Linked DNA regions of Homo sapiens: region 2 is linked to region 1. A link is a loop called in an ENCODE intact Hi-C map of the cell type or tissue named here. Cell type or tissue: CD14-positive monocyte. All regions are shown on one strand.

Region 1 (8,000 bases):
AAAAAAATTTAGCCGGACGTGGTGGCAGGCACCTGTAGTCCCAGCTACTTGGGAGGCTGAGGCAGGAGAATGGCGTGAACCCGGGAGGTGGAGCTTGCAGTGAGCTGAGATCACGCCACTGCACTCCAGCCTGGGCGACAGTGCGAGACTCCGTCTCAAAAAAAAAAAAAGAAAAAAAAAAAATTAGCCTGGTGTGATGTCGCATGCCTGTAGTCCCAGCTACTCGGGAGGCTGAGGTTGCAGGGAGCCGAGATCATGCCACTGCACTCCAGCTTGGGTGACAAGAGTAAAACTCCAGCTCAAGAAAAAAAAAAAAAGAGGCAGTATACACTGAGCCCACCCCATGTATGTCAGTTTATGTCCTGTGGTTGTGTTCAGTCTGTCGTGAGCTTGTCCCCCTGTTAGATGTTCTTTGCAAACATATTCAGGGCTGCATGAATGTTACCGTTCTACTTTTACAGGGCATGGACATTTCCAGTTCCTTACCAGTGCACATGACAGAGCTCATTATCCTAGATTTTTCTGTTCACATCAGCAGAGCACGCTAGTACAGGTATAATACTTGACATCTACCCGTCATGTATCAAGGAGTCGGCCAGCTTGGCTTCTCAGGCCTCAGGGTGCGTGGGGGCAGTGTTGATCACTGTGGTGGGGGAAAGGATGAGAGAGATTGCCTTTAGTTAAGGCAGAGAGGAAGAGGGTGCTCTGTAGGGGCAGACAACACTTCTAGCGACTTTTTTTTTTTTTTTTTTTTTTTTGAGAGACAGAGTCTTGCTCTGTCACCCAGGCTGGAGTGCAGTGGCATGATCTCGGCTCACTGCAACTTCCACCTCCCGGGGTTCAAGCAGTTCTCCTGCCTCAGCCTCCCGAGTAGCTAGGACTACAGGCACCCGCCACCGCGCCCAGCTAATTTTTGTATTTTTAGTAGAGACGGGGTTTCACCATATTGGCCAGGCTGGTCTCGAACTCCTGACCTTGTGATCCATATGCCTTGGCCTCCCAAAGTGTTAGGATTACAGGCGTGAGCCACTGCGCCTGGCTGTGACTTTTTATGTGTTTGTATTCACTGAGGACTGTGTACACTGATGATTCTCAGTAAATATTTGATAGATGGAATAAAGAAATAGAATAGAGATACTGCACTGAGCTTCCCTGGAGGGAGGATGGAGAGGAAGAAGCATGTGTTAATATGTGCTGTACTCTTAATTTCCATCTGAAACAGGGAATGACATTTCCCATAGAAACTGCAAGAAACTTTATTACAGTGGTTAGTTGTATTAGGGTCAGCATTGTGTGGGCTAACCCAGAAACTTAACTTTTTAAATTAAAAAAATTAAGGGTCGGGCACGGTGGCTCACGCCCGTAATCCCAGCACTTTGGGAGGCCGAGGCAGGCAGATCACGAGGTCAGGAGTTCGAGACCAGCCTGACCAACATGGTGAAACCCTGTCTCTACTAAAAATACAAAAATTAGCCAGGCGTGGTGGCACATGCCTGTAATCACAGCTACTTGAGAGACTAAGGCAGGAAAAGCACTTGAACCCGGGAAGTGGAGGTTGTGGTGAGCCGAGATCACGCCACTGCCCTTCAACCTGGGCGACAGAGTGAGACTCTGTCTCAAAAAAAAAAAAAAAAAATTTAAACCACTTTATTGGGGTATGATTAATATATAAAAAGCTGTGCATGTTTAATGTACACACCTCCATGAGTGCACGAATAAGTGTGCTACCTGTGAAATCCTCACCACCAAGAAATTTAACTGTCATTTATCAACTATTTCTTGTTTAAGTATTGGGGTATAATTGCATAGAATAAGCTGCACAGATCTTAAAGGTACAGTTTGATGAGTTTTGACAAATGAATATGCCTGTGTAACCAACAGCCCAGTGAAGAAATTGATTGTTGCTGCCACCCTAGAAAGTTCCCTGGTGCCTCATCCCCCATACCAAGGTGCCTACTCTTCTGATGCCCATCTGCATAGGTTGAATTAATTTTGCCTGTTCCCATGCTTCATATAAATGGAATTATATAGTATGTATTCTCTTACGTCTGCTTTTGCTGGACATAGTTTGAAGATTCATCGTGATGTGGGTATCAGCAATATGTTCCTTATTATTGCTGAGTAGTGTTGTGTTGTTTGAGTATACCAGTTTACATATCCATTCTCCTGTTGATGAACTTTTTTTTTTTTGGGTGGGTGGTGACAGAGACTCTTGCTCTGTCGCCCATGCTGGAGTGCAGTGGTGCGATCTTGGCTCACTGTAACCTCTGCCTACCGGGTTCAAGCGATTCTCCTGCCTCAGCCTCTCCAGTAGCTGGGATTATAGGCAGCTGTCACCATGCCTGGCTAAGTTTTGTATTTTTAGTAGAGATGGGATTTCACTATGTTGGCCAGGCTGGTCTCAAACTCCTGACCGCGGGTGATCCACTCACCTCGGCCTCCCAAAGTGCTGGGATTATAGGCATGAGCCACCACATCTGGCTGGGTTCCCAAAGTGCTGGGATTATAGGCATGAGCCACCACGCCTGGCTGGGTTCTACCGTATTATTGACTGGTAAGAGTGTGTGTGTGTATATGTATATATTACGTATGTATATATATACTCACACATATATACGCATATATTAACCATACAGATATATGTTATATATCTGGATACAAGTTTTTGTCAGATACAGGGATTGGAAATATTTTCTCTGTGGCTTGCCTTTTCATTTTCTTAAAAGTGCCTTTTTTTTTTTTTTTTTTTTTTTGAGACGGAGTCTCACTCTGTTGCGTAGGCTGGAGTGCAGTGGCGTGATCTTGGCTCACTGCAACCTCTGCCCCCCTGGTTCAAGTGATTCTCCTGCCTCAGCCTCCTGAGTAGCTGGGATTACAGGCACCTGCTACCGGGCCCGGCTAATTTTTTTTTTTTTTTTTTTTTTGAGACAGAGTCTTGCTCTGTCGCCCAGGCTGGAGTGTAGTGGCGTGATCTCAGCTCACTGCAGACTCTGCCTCCCAAGTTCATGCCATTCTCCTGCCTCACGCTCCCGAGTAGCTGGGACTACAGGCACCCGCCACCACGCCCGGCTAATTTTTTGTATTTTTAGTAGAGACGGGGTTTCACTGTGTTAGCCAGAATGATCTCGAGCTCCTGACCTTGTGATCTGCCCGCCTCGGCCTCCGAAAGTGCTGGGATCACAGGCGTGAGCCACCGTGCCCGGCCTTGTTTTTGTTTTTTTGAGACAGGGTCTCACTCTGTTGCCCAGGCTGGAATGCAGTGGCGTGATCTTGGCTCACTGCAACCTCTGCCTCCCTAGTTCGAGCGATTCTCCTGCGTCAGCGTCCTGAGTAGCTGGGATTACAGGCATGAACCACCACATCCAGCTAATTTTTTAAATTTTTAGTAGAGACGGGGTTTCATCATGTTGGCCAGGCTGGTGTCGAACCCCTGACCCCAGGTGATTCACCCACCTCAGCCTCCCAAAGTGCAAGGATTACAGGTGTGAGCCACCGCACCCAGCTGGGCCCGGCTAATTTTTGTATTTTTAGTAGAGAAAGGGTTTCACCATCTTGGCCAGGCTGGTCTTGAACTCCTGACCTCGTGATCCACCCGCCCCGGCCTCCTAAAGTGCTAGGATTACAGTCATGAGCCACTGCGCCTGGCCTAAAAGTTCCTCTTGAGGAGCACGAATGTTTAGTTTTGTTGAAGTCTAATTTGTCTGTTTTTTTCCTATCTGGTCGGTGCTTTTGATTTCTGCCTGAGAAATCTTTGTCTCTCCTCAGGTCACAATGGCATCTTCTTGTGTGTTCTTAGAGCTTCACAGCTTTAGTGTTTAGCGTTAGGTCCGTAAGCCACGTTGAGTTACAGGATGGTCTGAGGCATGAATTAAACTTCAACGTTTTCTCTACAACATCCAGTTGGTCCAGCACCATTTGTTGGAGACTTTTCCATTGAATTGTACTGGTGCTTCATTCAGTCTGTGATCTGGCTGTACATGTATGGACCGATTTCTGAACTCTATTCCGTTGTGTTTGTCTATCCTTATGCCAGTACCATACTGTCTTGATTATATAGTTTTATAGTAAATTTTTTTTTTTTTAAGACGGAGTCCGCTCTGTCGCCCAGGCTGGAGTGCAGTGGCGCAATCTTGGCTCACTGCAAGCTCCGCCTCCTGGGTTCACACCATTCTCCTGCCTCAGCCTCCCGAGTGAGTAGCTGGGACTACAGGCACCTGCCACCATGCCTGGCTAATTTTTTGCATTTTTAGTAGAGATAGGATTTCACTGTGTTAGCCAGGATGGTCTCAATCTCCTGACCTCATGATCCACCTGCCTCAGCCTCCCAAAGTGCTGGGATTACAGGCGTGAGCCACCATGCCCAGCCTATGGTAAATCTTAAAATTAGATAGTATATGTCATAAAACTTTGTCTTTTTTCCATAATTGCCAAACTATTTCTTAGGAAAAATAAGTTCTGCATATCTAATAACCAACAGGCAAAAGAACTTCAAATATTAAGTCCATGAGTTAAGTTGGTGCACAGCAGTGCTCAGTTAATGTTTCAGAAGGCAGTTAATGCCTTCCTCTGGCTGTGCCGGTGTCAGGAAAGAATATTTATTTATTCTTAGTCCTTCTTAGAGAACTCTGTAGGACCGGGCGCGGTGGCTCACGCCTGTAATCCCAGCACTTTGGGAGGCCGAGGTGAGCGGATCACCTGAGGTCAGGAGTACAAGACCATCCTGACCAATATGGTGAAACCCTGTCTCTACTAAAAATACAAAAATTAGCTGGGTGTGGTGGCGCAGCCTGTAATGCCAGCTACTCAGGAGGCTGAGGCAGGAGAACTGTTTGAACCCAGGAGTCAGAGGTTGCAGTGAGCAGAGATCACACCAGTGCACTCCAGCCTGGGCAAGAGAGTGAGACTCTGTCTCAAAAAGAAAAAGAAAAAGAAAAATCTGTAAAAACTATGTTACATCTTTTTTATACATTAATTTACAAAGAACTAGTTATCCACTCTTGCTTGGCTTTTATCAGCAACTTCTGTTGTTGATGTTAGAAGCACACATAAGTGGAAGCAATCTTTTTGTGGAATAATTAGAAGGTAAATACATTGGATGCCCATCTATATTTTTATACTATAAAGCTGTATTTTATTTATTTTTTTTTACTTATTTATTTATTTATTTTGGGATGGAGTCTCACTCTGTCGCCCAGGCTGGAGTGCAGTGGCGCGATCTCGGCTCACTGCAAGCTCCGCCTTCTGGGTTCACACCATTCTCCTGCCTCAGCCTCCCGAATAGCTGGGACTACAGGCGCCCGCCACCACGCCCAGCTAATTTTTTGTATTTTTAGCAGAGACGGGGTTTCACCGTGTTAGCCAGGATGGTCTTGATCTCCTGACCTTGTGATCCGCCCGCCTCGGCCTCCCAAAGTGCCGGGATTACAGGCGTGAGCCACCGCGCCCGGCCTAAAGCTGTATTTTAAGGACATTTCCGACACATTTATAACTAAATGGAAGGTCTAAAGCCACATGCCCCTGGTTGGACAGCATCACTGTCAGTTGATACTGTCATCCTGGCAAGGCTCTTTTGTGTTTGCACAAACACTTCTTTGTTTTATAGTTTAGCTGTTATAAACAGCTATGCAACTCTCAGCACCCAGGGTTTCCAATGAGAGGAAAACCAATGGAACTTAGCGATCATATCCTCTGCAGCCCACACCTAGGAGTGGGGGAGGAGACGTGAGTGTGGCAAGACAAACAGCATCCTCTGCATCCTTCAGTGCTGCAGCTCCCTGTTGTTGCTGAGGCCGGAGGACCTGCAGATTAATAGAGGACCGTCATCAACTGGGAAGAGGAGAAGCTTGGGCATAGATACCTACTGAGAGTGCTGGCTAATGAGCTTTCGGAACAACAGTGCTTAGGGGCAGCAATGCTTAGGGTGAAACTGTGAAGAAACCCAGTTGTTTTAGATATCCTCACAGATATCTGTATGACGGGCCAAGGGCTAATATGGAATGCAGACTCCTAGGAGCTCCTGGCAAAAGAAGGAGGAGGGAAAATGGAGCAGCCAACTCAGTGAGGAAGCTGGGCACACAGCCATGCACTTCCTGCAGGGCAGAACAGGGGACACCCCTGGACCGAGGCTCTCAGGGACCATGTGCAGGAGCTTCACTTTTGTTTATGGGTAGGGGTATGGGACAGGTACCTGGATGGAGAAAAACCTGACTTGCTTAATGTCTGTGGATGCAGAAAAATTTTGCCTAATACTGGTTTAAAAGGTGAGGGTGACCTATACACCTTTTGATTTGTGCAAATCCAGGCTCTTGATGGAGAGTACAAGTTGCAGGGCCTGAAATGCTTGGAACTGAACTGGACCCTTTGGGAAAAGAACAAAAACCATTTTGTTCACTTTGCCATTCCTGTGTACCTGGTATTCCAGGTTCCTCCTCATTTTGTGACTTTTGACATTTTATAAACTGCCAAAAACATATACTATGTGATGATCAATGTTGGGATAACCATAGCAGTGAAAGGGGGGTGCCTATGGGCCTCATTGCACTGGTCACTGTCATCCTTGACCAGCTTTCACTGTAGGAGGGTCACACAGTCCAGCTGCTGTAGCAGGAATCCCATGACTTCACAAAACGTCCTGACCAAACCATGTTCATTACAATAAAAGGACAGCTGGATGTGGTGGCCCACGCCTGTAATCCCAGCTACTTGGGAGGCTGAGGCAGGAGAATCACTTGAACCTGGGAGATGGAGGTTGCAGTGAACTGAGAGACCATGCCACTACACCCCAGCCTGGGCAACAGAGTGAGACCCTGTCTCAAAAAGAAAAAAAAAATCTAAAAACCCAATAAAAACAAAATCAAAAGTTGGTTCTTTGAAAAGAACAATGAAATTGACAAACCTTTAGCTAGACTGACCAAGCAAAAAAGAAGAATCAAATTACTAAAATCAGGAATGAAAAAGGAGATATTTTCTGTATGCCCTTAGGATAATTTCCACAGAGTTTAAATTCACTTGTGTGTGTGTGTGTGTGTGTGATGGAGTCTCTCTCTGTTGCCCAGGCTGGAGTGCAGTGGCACAATCTCGGCTTACTGCAAGCTCTGCCTCCCAGGTTCATGCCATTTTCCTGCCTCAGCCTCCCAAATAGCTGGGACTACAGGCGCCCACCACCATGCCCAGCTAATTTTTTTTTGTATTTTTTTTAGTAGAGACGGGGTTTCACTGTGTTAGCCGGGATGGTCTCGGTCTCCTGACCTTGTGATCCACCAACTTCGGCCTCGCAAAGTGCTGGGATTACAGGCATGAGCCACTGCACCCGGCCCACTTTGTTAAGTACTTTATTTATTAGTTATGGTGGTTTTGTTGGGAAACTGGTCCACAGACTTTTCACACTAGTATTCTGGACCTGATGACCTTTCACTCAAGTATTCGGCATGCATTTTGGGATAGCCACTTTGATTAGCACATTTAGAAATCTAACATTGATTCTGTATTAATAGCTGACTCTCCTACAGTGCCCACCATGGGACATTCTTAAGCTTCGCTAAACTTTCTGCTTCATAGGACACCCTGGGTCCTGTTTGTATTAGATACACTGAGAGGGACACCAGACAGGAGCCCCAGTGGTGCCAGGCTGTCTTCTCCAGTGGAGCCTGGCAGCAGAGGTAGGGCGTGGCTCAGGGCTGGGAGACAGCCACAGCAGGCAGGTGGCACAACTGATGCTGGGGACTTTGACCACTTGGCTAAGCCAGTGTCCATCAGGCTTATCTATAAAGATAACTTTTTCTGTTCATAATTAATAAGAAAAACCCATGGAGGTGACTCAGTAAATTTTCATTCGCTTGTTTTAGTATCCGTTAATGATTCTTGCCTAAATCAGTTTTTACTGTGATGTGATCAAATAGCAATATTCTTTTTTTTGAGACAGTGTCTCACTCTATCACCCAGGCTGGAATGAAGTGGCATGATCATGGCTAACTGCAGCCTCATCCTCCTGGGCTCAAGCG
Region 2 (8,000 bases), 61 kb after region 1:
TGTCTCCAGGCTGCCAGCACAGCTGTTATCTGCATTTCTCTTCAGCAGCATCCTGGGGATTCCCTTCAGTTTGCTTTTTCTTGGATCCCTTATTTCCAGAATCCTGGGTTTGTGCCTTCATTTTGGTGGTGTCACTCTAGAGGAGACAAGAAAGGGCATGAAGAGATGAGATTTTTTGAGACCTTGTTTATCTCAAAATGTTTTTAACCTATTGTGACCACCGTCTTCTCATTTCTGATGTTGCTGTTGAGAAATTGAACAGTTTATCCCTTATCTTTTATATGCGACCAATTTTTTGTTTTTGGAAGCATGTAGGATGTTCTCTTTCCCCACAGTGTCTGAAATTTCCCACTGACATGCCTAGAGATGGGTCCATTTTTGTCCATTGTGCTGGGTGCCTGATGGTTCATTTTATTTTGAGACAGGGCCGTGTTGCCCAGGCTGGAATGCAGTGATGTGATCTCAGCTCACTGCAACCTCCTCCTCCCCAGCCCAAGCGATTCTCCCATCTCAGCCTTCCAAGTAGCTGGGACTGCAGGCGTGTGCCACCATGCCTGGCTAATTTTTTTTGTTTGTTTGGTAGAAACAAGGTTTTACCATGTTGGCCAGGTTGGTGTCGAACTCCTGATCACAAGTGATCCACCCACCTTGCCTCCCAAAGTGTTGGGATTACAGGTGTGAGCCACCATGCCTCGCCTGATGGGTCTCTCTTTTTTTTTTTTTTTGAGACAGAGTTTTGTTCTTCTTGCTCAGGCTGGAGTGCAATGGCGTGATCTCGGCTCACTGCATCCTCCGCCTCTTGGGTTCAAGTTATTCTCCTGCCTCAGCCTCCCAAGTAGCTGGGATTACAGGCGCCCACCACCACGCCCAGCTAATTTTTGTATTTTTAGTAGAGACAGGGTTTCACCAGGTTGGCCAGGCTGGTCTCGAATTCCTGACCTCAGGTGATCCACCTGCCTCGGCCTCCCAAAGTGCTGGGATTACAGGTGTGAGCTACTGTGCCTGGCCTGATCTGAAAATTTATGTCTGACTCTTGGGAACTGAATTGAATACTCCTTTGATATTCTTGTTTGCTCTTTGTGAGATTCTTATTCATCTGTTTATTGCAGTTCCTGACCTAGATCATTAATTTTCTTATCTTTTCTTTCCCTCATTTTACCATTTTGTCTTTTTGCTCTGCCTTTGGGGAGATTTTCTGTTTTTTCTTCCAGCCCTTCTGAGTTTTTATTTCTGCGGTTATATTGTTAATTTCTAAGAGTTTCTTGCCTCTGTTCTTTGATTCCTAGTTATTTTAAAGTCTTTGTCTGCTAACTTTAGTTTTAGAATTCTTTGTGGGCCTCCTGTGGTGGTGTTTCTCTTTTGGCTTTTAGGCATTTTTTAATTGAATGCTGGATGTAGGATATTAGAAGGTGTAGAGGTTTTAAGTGATGTTTTTTCTTCCTTCAGAGAGAATGTAAATTTCTTCTGGTAGGCAGAAAAGAATACAGTAGCTCACCTTCACCCTGAAGGTATTGTTTTAAGCTTTGTTGGGCCTAGTTTCTTTCAGTTTGCCTTTATTCTTTTTTTTTTTTTTTTTTTTGGAGACAGTATCTCACTCTGTTGCCCAGGCTGGAGTGCAGTGGTGTGATCATGGCTCACTGCATCCTCTGCCTCTCGGGCTCAAGCGATCCTCCCACCTCAGCCTCCTGTGTAGCTGGGACTACAGGTGTGTGCCACCACATCTGGCTAATTTTTGTATTTTCTTTGTTTTTTTTTTTTTGAGATGGAGTCTCGCCGTCACCCAGGCTGGAGCACAGTGGTGCAGTCTCGGCTCATTGCTCCCTCTGCCTCCTGGGTTCAAGTGATTCTCCTGCTTTAGCCTCCCAAGTAGTTGCGATGACAGGCATGCGCCACTGTGCCTGGCCTAATTTTTGTATCTTTTTTTGGTAGAGACAGGGTTTTGTCATGTTGGCTGGGCTGGTCTCAACCTACTGGGCTCAAGTGATCCACCTCCCTCGGCCTCCCAAAGGGCTGGGATTACAGGCATGAGCCACCACACCTGGCTCAGTTTGCCTTTATTCTTATTCATAGCCCTTTGGCTCTCAACTGATAGCTTCAGATGTTGGTTTGGGCCCCTCCACCTGAGAAACTGAGAGCTCCAGGATCTGCTCCTCAGTAACTTGAGACACTAAAATCCCTGCTTAGTCCTGTGGCCTCCTGGCCGGGCTTTCCATTTGGCTCCTCTGACCTTGGCTGTGCAGCTTGTGTGCCAAGAAACACCGTAAGGGGAAATGCACACAGAAATTTGGGCTCACTACTCTATAGTTCCCTCCTTTCTGGGTCTTGTTCCATTCAGTTCCAGCTGCTTAGGCAGCCCCAAATTCCAACTTGTTTTTACCTAGTCCCCTTAAGCTTAGGCCGGTGTTGATTGGCCTTTATGCCATCTCACCCCTTGCATTAGTAGTTGCCCCAAGGGAGAAGGCAGAGGTGAGTGTTGGGCTGATTCTTCTCTTTTCTCTGGATTTTGGCCCTTTAAGTCCTGGCTACTTTGATGGCTCTTTGATGCCCTCAAATAAATGTTTCTTTTTTATTTGTTTGGGGTTTTTTGTTGTTGTAGATCCATCGTTTGTAGGTATTTGGGGTGCCAGGTCAGTCTGTTTCATTGTGTCTCTGAGGATATTAATAATAGTTTTTCTTGCTTTTCTGAGGATATTAGTAATTTTTTTGTTTTTTGAGGGACAGTTGTTTATTTTGAAGTTTTCCTCTGTCTACATGGGAGAAAGAGGCTTTGCACTTTTCTGTTTGTTTTGGCTTCTCTCCTGGTGGTCTTTGGCTATCTTTCTTTTTATTTTTTTGAGACAGAGTCTTGCTCTGTTGCCCAGGCTGGAGTGCAGTGGCGTGATCTTGGCTCACTGCAAGCTCCCCTCCCGGGTTCACGCCATTCTCCTGCCTCAGCCTCCCGAGTAGCTGGGACTACAGGCACCCACCACCAGGCCTGGCTAATTTTTTGTATTTTTAGTAGAGACGGGGTTTCACCATGTTAGCCAGGATGGTCTCGATCTTCTGACCTCATGATCCGCCCACCTCGGCCGCCCAAAGTGCTGGGATTACAGGCGTGAGCCACCACGCCCGGCCTGCTGTCCTCTGTTATGTAAAAGTTGGGCTGGTCAGATCCCCAGCAAAAAAAGCTTCCAGTTTCATGGCTGGCTGTGGGCATCCTGGGAATTGACTGGGGGGAAGGATTAATGCCTGGAGGCATGGTTGACCTCAGCTTCCTGGAACTCTGTGGCACGGGAGGGACAGTCTCCCAGAACTGGGCAGGAGTCTCCTTGTTTCTTGAATGGACTTTTCAGCCAGGCCTCACTTTCAATCTTGCCTTTACTCCACTTCAGAGGCACTTTGTATCTTTTGAGCATTCTGTGCCACAAACTAAATTGCTTTTTCATCTTTTATCACAGCGGATGTGTAGGATTCCGCTTTCTTGGATCTCTGTACCAGTTATTAGTTAGCCTTTGCTTTCTGACTTACGAAGGATTGTTATCTTCGGTCCTCTCTTTTTTCTTGAGACAGTCTCACTCTATTGCCCAGGCTGGAGTGCAGTGGCATGATCTCAGCTCATTGCAACCTCCACCTCCCAGATTCAAGCGATTCTCCTGTTTCAGCCTCCCAAGTAGCTGGCATTACAGGTGTCTGCCACCACGCCTGGCTAATTTTTGTATTTTTAGAAGAGATGAGGTTTCACCATGTTGGCTAGGCTGGTCTCGAACTCCTGACCTCAGGTGATCTGCCATCCTCGGCCTCCCAGTGCTGGGATTACAGGCGTGAGCCACCACACCTGGCTTCTTGTTCTTAATTTTGTGTATTTGTGTCTTTAATAATCTATTACTGCTGGGTGCGGTGGCTCACGCCTGTAATCCCAGCACTTTGGGAGGCCAGAGCGGGTGGATCACGAGGTCAGGAGATGGAGACCATCCTGACTAACATGGTGAAACCCCGTCTCTACTAAGAATACAAAAAATTAGCTGGGCGTGTTGGCGGGCACCTGTAGTCCCAGCTACTCAGGAGGCTGAGGCAGGAGAATGGCGTGAACCCGGGAGGCGGAGCTTGCAGTGAGCCGAGATCGCACCACTGCACTCCAGCCTGGGCGACAGAGCAAGACTCTGTCTCAAAAAAAAAAAATCCTATTACTGTGTATTTTATTAGTGGAATTTGAGGAAGGAAGAGTAAATTCATGTGACTTATCTGGGCCTCAGTTTCCTCATCCGAAAATGCAGGTGGTAGTATCCGTGATAACAGGGTAGTTGAGTGCGAATTGCTGAGAAAAATGCCTGGCCCACAGTGCTACACAGTTGTTGGCTATTATCATGCTGGATTTAATTCTCCGTATTCAACCAGAACCCCAGTAGTATCTTTCAAGTTCTCCAGTTGACTTGCTCGTTACTCCAGCAGTTGTCCACAAATTTTAAAAGTTTCCCCTTTTAGGGAAAACTTGATGAAGAACTCTTGTTTTTGTGTTTTTTGTTTTTTTTAGCATCTATAAATTGTTGAACATTCAAGGCCACCTCATGGTTTCTCCTCCCTAGTTTCTGTGTCTGTTCTGTTCCCACTGTCCCTCTTGCCTGGTGAGCTAGAGCACTTAAGTCGGCATAAAGTGCTGCTGCAAAAATGTTAGGGGTATAACAATTTGTGAATATGAAGCTCGCATTAATCTTCCAGTGTGTCCATCTAAGTAAATTTTTGTGGTTGCATTTCTGCTTGGGCTGCAAAATAAAGCTGATTTTTATTTCCAGGCCATACCTTTTCTCCCTATCAAGTTTATTATATTTTGTTTTGCATTCTGTGTTTAAGAACAACCAACCATTTGACTCATGTAACTTTTCTTTGCCTCCTCCAGGTTTTGTGGTCTTTGCAACCCTTGTGGTCATTGTGGCCTTGATATTAATCTTCGTGGTGGGTCCTCGCCATGGACAGACAAACATTCTTGTGTACATAACAATCTGCTCTGTAATCGGCGCGTTTTCAGTCTCCTGTGTGAAGGGCCTGGGCATTGCTATCAAGGAGCTGTTTGCAGGGAAGCCTGTGCTGCGGCATCCCCTGGCTTGGATTCTGCTGCTGAGCCTCATCGTCTGTGTGAGCACACAGATTAATTACCTAAATAGGGCCCTGGATATATTCAACACTTCCATTGTGACTCCAATATATTATGTATTCTTTACAACATCAGTTTTAACTTGTTCAGCTATTCTTTTTAAGGAGTGGCAAGATATGCCTGTTGACGATGTCATTGGTACTTTGAGTGGCTTCTTTACAATCATTGTGGGGATATTCTTGTTGCATGCCTTTAAAGACGTCAGCTTTAGTCTAGCAAGTCTGCCTGTGTCTTTTCGAAAAGACGAGAAAGCAATGAATGGCAATCTCTCTAATATGTATGAAGTTCTTAATAATAATGAAGAAAGCTTAACCTGTGGAATCGAACAACACACTGGTGAAAATGTCTCCCGAAGAAATGGAAATCTGACAGCTTTTTAAGAAAGGTGTAATTAAAGGTTAATCTGTGATTGTTATGAAGTGAATTTGAATATCATCAGAATGTGTCTGAAAAAACATTGTCCTCAAATAATGTTCTTTAAAGGCAATCTTTTTAAAGATTTCACTAATTTGGACCAAGAAATTACTTTTCTTGTATTTAAACAAACAATGGTAGCTCACTAAAATGACCTCAGCACATGACGATTTCTATTAACATTTTATTGTTGTAGAAGTATTTTACATTTTCATCCCTTCTCCAAAAGCCGAATGCACTAATGACAGTTTTAAGTCTATGAAAATGCTTTATTTTTTCATTGGTGATGAAAGTCTGAAATGTGCATTTGTCATCCCCACTCCATCAATCCCTGACCATGTAAGGCTTTTTTATTTTAAAAAAACAGAGTTATCCCAATACATTATCCTGTGATTTACCTTACCTACAAAAGTGGCTCCTGTTTGTTTGATGATGATTGGTTTTATTTTTGAAATATTTATTAAGGGAAAACTAAGTTACTGAATGAAGGAACCTCTTTCTTACAAAACAAAAAAAAGGGCAGAAATCACCCCAAGGAACGATTTCTCAGGTTGAGATGATCACCGTGAATCCGGCTTCCTCTGAGCATTCGATGGCCTTAGCACCTCATCAAGCCAGCACATCCTGCCTGCTGTTGCAGCCTGGCTGGGTTTATTCTTCAGTTACCCTAATCCCATGATGCCTGGAACCTTGATTACCGTTTTACATCAGCTCTTGTACTTTTCAGTATATTTTCATAATGAGTTATATTGTCATTTAGACTTTGAACAGCTCTGGGAAATAGAAGACTAGGGTTGTTTCTTAAATTTAGCTCATGTTATAATAAAAAGTTGAAATGAAGTTCTTATTCTAAAAGTCTGAATGCTTAGAACAAACTTAACATGTTTATAGAATATGGTCTCTTTGTACCAAGTACTTTGCTTAAGAGCTCCTTTGGGCCACTACATATTTTGGTTTCTAGAAAATGTTTGTTTATGAAGAAGTCGATGGAAAACTGCAAACATATGCAGAAAAGGTAGAATAATAAAAAAGGTCTAATGAACTCCATTCAGCTTTGAACCTATCCACTCATAACCATTGACTGGCCTTTAAAAAAAAGTATTGGCAGAATTAATTTCCACCTAGGTGATGGGAAGAAAGTGTTCGCCTGTTCCAGCCTGTGGCTCCTGCCTGGAGGTTACCCAGTGGTGCGCCAGCGCCAAGCCATCACTCCCCGAGGGCCTCCCCTGCCAATGGTGCTGGTATCCCATGCAGCTCACCACTGGCTGCGTGGAAACTCCCTTTTTTCCAACTTTATTATTGGCCTTCTAAGGAGCTGTTTTAGATGTTTTTTCTAACTGCCTCCTCCCATGCCATTTTAATACTACAGATGTACTACGTATCTGTTTATATACTGTACCTACATCTGTGCTTTGTACATAAAAGAACCAGTTTTCTCCCCCTTGAGGACAGAGACTCATTTGAACATGCATAGGTTAATAAATAATAAATTCTTATTTAACATTTTGTAGCACTTGAGATTGTCTTATACCTAAGGTATTACATATTTGGTATATAATTAAGCCTTATAAAACTTGGTAATTGATTAAGTTTTACCATAATTTTTCATCCTATTCTGTAGTTTCTAAGATAAGCACAGCTACCACCTCTAAATCTGCAGCAGAATGCTGGCCCCAGGGTTATTAATTCACATTACCAAAAGCATTTTTAGGGAACTTTTTATAAAGAAAGAATAATTGTTTGTTAGGCTTCATGTCACTTGAGTGAGTTTGGCAGTGTAACAGGATGGTTCGTACACTTACTACTTTTCTGTGCCGTGCATCATATGCTTCTGGACAGTTTCCAAAGGCCTCCGGAAAAGTAGGCGAGGCCTGCTTTTTATGGCAACTTGGCATCCATAGAAAATTTTAAAATTGGTGAAGGTTGCAATACTCCAAATAATGTAAAATGACTGCCAGGCTACAATATAAAGTGAGTTCAGTTAATCATGCTGGACTTGTGTTTATCTGTAGTATTCATCTACAATAAACAGGCATAGCATCTTTTTCCATTCAGTTAGTTAGGATTTTCAGAACCTCATTGCCTTAGTACTTTTTAAAATATGGCTTTAGTTTCTCAAACATGTTCGTGACTCTACTGGTAGTCTAGACCGATTGTTTTTCATTCTGACAGATCATGTGAACCAGCTCCAGCCATGTGAGCCCTGTGGATCGGGGACAGCTGAAGGCTGGACTCGGTGCTCCCGGTCCCTTTGTGCAGCACCCACTGGGCCTGACTGATCTCCTCCCACATTGCTGGCTTCCTCCAGGTCATGGGCACAGGTAACAGAGAGGCACTGAGTAGCCTCTTCATATCCAGATTGGAGCAGCCAACACGGCCGTTTTACACCTCATTTGCCTGCGGAACCCTAAATATAAAGCTAAACCTGTGCTGAGGTGAGCGGTATATGGGATGGTGT

Evidence for each region. Peaks named below come from ENCODE experiments on the same cell type or tissue, not always from the same donor. Only the 100,000 strongest peaks of a DNase experiment are listed, where the experiment ranks them.
Region 2: a loop joins it to region 1, with 4 times the contacts of the local background. A loop is called at or near these places in 3 of 110 quality-filtered maps.

Annotation. Positions count from the first base shown.
Region 1 is chr15:22,800,774-22,808,773 of GRCh38, forward strand. All of the region lies in intron 1 of NIPA1 (NIPA magnesium transporter 1), which reads left to right. Among named protein-coding and RNA genes, the nearest start is that of NIPA1, 18 kb to the left of the region's middle. In CD14-positive monocyte, no CTCF peak of the experiment used is centred here; no DNase peak of the experiment used is centred here.
Region 2 is chr15:22,861,340-22,869,339 of GRCh38, forward strand. It overlaps NIPA2 (NIPA magnesium transporter 2), which reads left to right. Exons shown (of 8, transcript NM_030922.7): 8 at 4,874-7,045. The coding sequence ends at 5,508. It overlaps CYFIP1 (cytoplasmic FMR1 interacting protein 1), which reads right to left. Exons shown (of 31, transcript NM_014608.6): 31 at 5,713-8,000. Among named protein-coding and RNA genes, the nearest start is that of NIPA2, 27 kb to the left of the region's middle. In CD14-positive monocyte, no CTCF peak of the experiment used is centred here; no DNase peak of the experiment used is centred here; H3K27ac peaks cover 422 bases.